Linked DNA regions of Homo sapiens: region 2 is linked to region 1. A link is an interaction called in ENCODE POLR2A ChIA-PET data of the cell type or tissue named here. Cell type or tissue: HCT116. All regions are shown on one strand.

Evidence for each region. ChIA-PET counts read pairs that join two places held together with the same protein. Peaks named below come from ENCODE experiments on the same cell type or tissue, not always from the same donor. Only the 100,000 strongest peaks of a DNase experiment are listed, where the experiment ranks them.
Region 2: POLR2A ChIA-PET joins it to region 1 with 5 read pairs; 2 of 35 experiments call an interaction of 5 or more read pairs at or near these places.

Annotation. Positions count from the first base shown.
Region 1 is chr1:234,046,290-234,048,789 of GRCh38, reverse strand. The region is part of intron 2 of SLC35F3 (solute carrier family 35 member F3); the gene reads right to left. Among named protein-coding and RNA genes, the nearest start is that of SLC35F3, 140 kb to the right of the region's middle. In HCT116, no CTCF peak of the experiment used is centred here; a DNase peak (open chromatin) is centred at 1,334.
Region 2 is chr1:233,965,675-233,968,174 of GRCh38, reverse strand. All of the region lies in intron 2 of SLC35F3 (solute carrier family 35 member F3), which reads right to left. LOC107985363 (a long non-coding RNA gene) reads right to left here. Exons shown (of 2, transcript XR_001738530.2): 2 at 655-2,500. Among named protein-coding and RNA genes, the nearest start is that of SLC35F3, 62 kb to the right of the region's middle. In HCT116, no CTCF peak of the experiment used is centred here; no DNase peak of the experiment used is centred here.

The sequences.
Region 1 (2,500 bases):
CTTCTGAACCCACTGGGCTCTACCTTACCTTCTGGACCCAATGGAAAATTGCTCCTGCCTCTCAGACCCACTGGGGCAATGGTCCCACCCCTGAATGTATGCCAGGTGGTTCCAACCCCAAGCTACTAGGTGGCATTGCTCCCAAGGCTCCAGGTGATGCGGCCTGGCCAGTGAAACTGTGGTAGTGGCCCTAGCCTTTGAAAATGAGGTAGAGGCAGTTTTGACCCATGATCCCATGGTGGAAGTGGTAGCCCTGATAATCTCTGGCTCACCTTCAGGTCATTCTTCCCTTTTCTTGCAGGATGAAGCATGTTCACAACCAAACAGCTCTACTGTTTAACACTGTCCCCTTTGGTCCATACTGACAGTGTCTCTGCCAGTATAATCTCATCTCTATCCCTGGCTTCTGCTGAGATGGCTCATTAACATCATGGATAACCTCTTTATGGAGCGATTGTCCAACCACATCTTTGTTGTTCTCTCCAGAATGTTTCCTCATTTTTCATAACATACAAATGCTGAGAAATTTCCAAATTTTTAAGTTCTGGTTTCCTTTTGCTTACCACTTCTTTCAATTTATCTTTCTTCTCTCACATTTTACTGTAAACACTAAGTAGAAACTAAGCTGCTCTTTCAACACTTTGTTTAGAAAATTCCTCAGCTAAATATCCAACTTAGTTGCTTGCAACTAAGTTGCATTCCACTAGAACACAATTCAGCGAAGTTCTTTGTCACTTTATAAGAGGAATCATCTTTCCTCCAATTTCCAATAACTTGTTCCCCATTTCTGTCTGAGACCACCAGAATGGCACCAGAATGGTATAGGTATTGTCCATACCTATACCAACATTCTGTTCATGATTATTCACTTATTTTCTAAGAAGATGGAGGCTTTCTCTTCAATTCTCTTCTTACCTTTCTGAGCCCTCACCAGAATCATCGTTAACATCCATATTTCTATCAACAGTCCCTTCACAGTAATCTAATGTTTTACTAGCATGGTCCTCAAAACTCCTTCAACCACCCCATCTCCACCAAAATCTATATTAGTCAGAGTTTTCCAGAGTAACAGATCCTGTGTGTGTGTGTGTATGTATGTGTGTGTGTGTATGTGTATGATTTCTTATAAGAAATTGACTCACATGATTATAGTGGCTGACAAGTCCCAAGATCTTCAGCTGACAAGCTGGAGACCCAAGACAGCTGATGGTATAGTTCTATTATAGTCCAAAGGCCAGTAAGTTCATGACGCAGGAAGAACCAATGATTCAATTTTAATCTGAAGGCAGGAAGAAAGCTGTTATCCCAGCTGAAGCAGTCAGGCAAGAGGAATTCCCTCTTCCTTGTAAAAGGGTCAGCCTTCTTTCTATTCAGGCTTTCAACTGATTGCATGGGGTCCACCCACACTGAATAAAGCAATCTGCTTTACTCAGTCTACTGTTAGTTTACTAAGTCAAATGGTAATCTCATCAAAAAGCACACTCAGAGACACACTCAGAATAATGTTTGAGCAAATATCCAGGCACCCTGTGGCCCAGTCAGGTTGACTCATATAATTGACAATCACAAGGGACATAAAAGAGGAAATGAATAAATGGAGAGACATATCATGTTCACATATTAGAGAACTCATTATGATACATTTGTTGACTTTTCCCTCAGAAGAATATGAAAAAGTAAGCTATGTTTAATCAAAATCTCAAAAAGCGTTTCTACAAAACTTGACAAGTTCATCTTAAAATTAATATTAAAGAACTATGGACAAGTATATTTGACATGACTAAGAAGAAAGCCAAATAGAGGATTTGACCTGTTAGGAAGTGAGACTTATAGTACAGCTAGAGTAACTAAGGTTGTGTGGCACTTAATTACAGGGAGATTCAGTGGATAGTAAAAGAAACAAACCTATGTGTATGTGAAATTTTGAAAACTGACAAGATGCACTGCAGTTAATGAGATTACTTAATACCGAAAAAAACTAGAATTAGAGATGTACTTCATATTAGCATTAGAGGTCTATTATCATTACAGACAAATTTCAGGGATTAAATAACTAAATGCATAAAGGAAATGTTTAAAATTTTCAAAATAGTAGAAGAATATCTTTATAATCTCAGACTACAGAAGTACTTCTTAGACAAGAAATATGTATATATGAAAAAGTATAAACCATGAGTAAAATCATTCATAAATATTAACTTGCACAAACAAAAAAGACCTCACAAACAAAGTGCAAATAAAAACCACAGCAAGGGAGATTTTGCAATACAGATAATTGACGAAGGATTTATCCAGACTATATAAAGAATTACAAATCAATACAGAAAAGACAATTCAATTGAAAAGTTAGTGAACACAATGAGCAGCAATTTAGTGAAGAGGACACTTGAATATGAAAATATGGTCACCCTCACTAGAAAGCAGAAAATTACTCAATAAAACCATAAAAAGATACCATCCACTTCATAAGCATTAGATTGAAAAAGTATTTAAAATCTTC
Region 2 (2,500 bases), 81 kb after region 1:
ATCCACAAGCTAAGAAATGCCATTGACTGCTGGCAACCCCCAGAAACTAGGAGAGAGGGAGAGAGGCATGCGACAGATTCTCCCTCACAGCTCTTAGAAGGAACCCACTGTGCAGATCCCTCCATCTGGGACTTCTAGCCTCCAAATACATGAGACAACACGGTTTATTATTTTCAGCCATCCAGTTTGTGGTACTTGGTTTATGGCAGTCCTGGGGAAACAATTCACCGCATGTTCCTAAAACTTTCCATTCAGTGGTAAAATTGCAGTTTCAGTTTGGAGCCATGGGTTGTTTTTTCTGTTTCTCCTTTTTAAGTCAAAAACCAAGATTTATAATGAAAACACTAAATAACTTCGTTTTTGTTTTCAATAGCAATTAAACCTGTCTTAGGCCTCAGAATAAATACTTGCCTTTCTATACTCCGGAGTGGAAAAATTTGTTTAGACATGGGGCTGTTGTTTCTCAGACTAAATTAAATCTACTTTTAAAAGATTATTTAAATGTGAAGTCATCCTGCATGTAGTTTCTAGAGGAATATTTCTTCTTACTGGGTTCCACATTGGTCTCAACTCATAAAATGATAATGGACTGTTTATCATAAACATGATCAGTAAAACATGGTTACCATGTTAAATAGAAGGTGGCAATGCAGATACTGACATTCAAAGTCAAATTTATTTTACATTTCCTTCTTATATAAAATACTGAAGAACAGGTACTATGAGATCCTCAATTGTTTATATTCATCATAGTTCATCGGCCAGATAATCTAGCTAAAAATTAATTCTTATCTAATAAGGTAAAGTTAAAACTACATATAGATGCCTAGAATCCTTACTAATAATCTTGGCTTTTCTTTTTTAAAGCTCTTACAGTGGAATGATGTTCCTAAAAGAAAACTTCAAACACATGTTTGGGGTGGGGGGGGCTTGCATTTTTCATTGAAATGCGTCTATGATAGGACTGCAGATAAAAATACAGCATGCCCAATAAAATGTGAATTTCAGATTAACAATGAATTTTGGTTTTAGGATAAGTATGTCCCAAGCAATATTTGACATAGAATTATACTGAGAAATTATTTTTTGTTGATCTGAAATTAAAATATAATTTAGTGCCCTGTATTTCTATTTGCTCAGTCTGGCAACCCTACTCAAAAAGTATAGGTAGAAAGTTGACTCATGACCCTGTAGAAGTTCCACAGATGCAAAGGACCTTTTTGATGCAGAAAAAGACAATACCAGTAATATCTCACACAGGGCTGGAAGTTGGTTATACTTGTTCGTTCAGGGCCAGCACTGATGCTTTGCCTCCAAAGAAAATAAAGGAACTGAAGCACAGTCATGAATTTCCTTTACTTTTCAATTAGACTCCTAGAACCACCCCCATAAATCTGTATTTGATCCTTTGCAGAATTAGCTTGTGAGAGAAGGAAGGCTTTCTATGATTTAGAAAATTCTAAAGCTGTTCTTTAAATGAATGAGTTCTAGTTTTCTGCTGTAAGTGCCAGAGGTTGCTTTCCTAATGTTATTATTTTTTTAATAGGATCTTTATAAATTCTTGGAGTTGGCAATTTAGCTGGCTAGGGAGCAAGAGTTGGTGGGTATCTCCCATCCAGATTAGTTCTGATTGGGCTTTCCCCATCCAGATTAGGTCTGATTAGGGTGTCCCCATCCAGATGAAATCTGATTGGCCATTTGCATCCAGGTTGGGTCTGACTGGGGTGTTCCTGTCCAGATTGGGTCTGATTGGGGTGTACTCATCCAGATGGGGCCTCACTGGGGGTGTCTCCATCCAGATTAGGTCTGATTTAAGTATTCCCATTGAGATTAAGTCTGATTAGGGTATCCCTGTCCTGATTAGGTCTGATTAGGGTAACCCCATTCATATTAGCCCAGACCCGTCACCTCTTATTGAAAATCTTTCCTACCATTTCTTATCTCTTTTTTCTTTACCACTAGTCTTTTCTTCACTTTTGCTATCTTGGTACTTTTTCTTCCCAAATGTAAGCTTTTTCTGCTGGCTGCTAACAACCTCTGTTGCCTATAAATAACTTACTGGAAGACCATTTCCCTCTTGTGGGTGGAGGCAGGCTGGGGTTTGGCCTAAGGGCTGGTCTTGGCCACTCTCTATCTTGACTCTGGGTCATCTCTCCTGCCCACAGCCAAGCCCCAGACCATGGAGATTTCACCTCACAGACCCATAAGTCACTTAGAGAACTGCTGCCCATGAAAATATCCAACCTAGCCAAAGCCACTGCTTTTATCAATCCCAGGTTAAATAGATTCATAAATGTATTAGTTTGCTATGCCACATAACAAATTACCCCTACATAGAGGTTTATGACAGCACGCATTAATTATTTCACAGTTTTGAGGTATTAGGAATCTGGACACAACTTTACTGGGTCTTCTGCTCAGGGTCTTACAGAGCTATAATCAAGGTATTGACCAGGCTGTGTTCTCATCTGGAGGCTGGAGTGGGGAAGAATCCACTTCC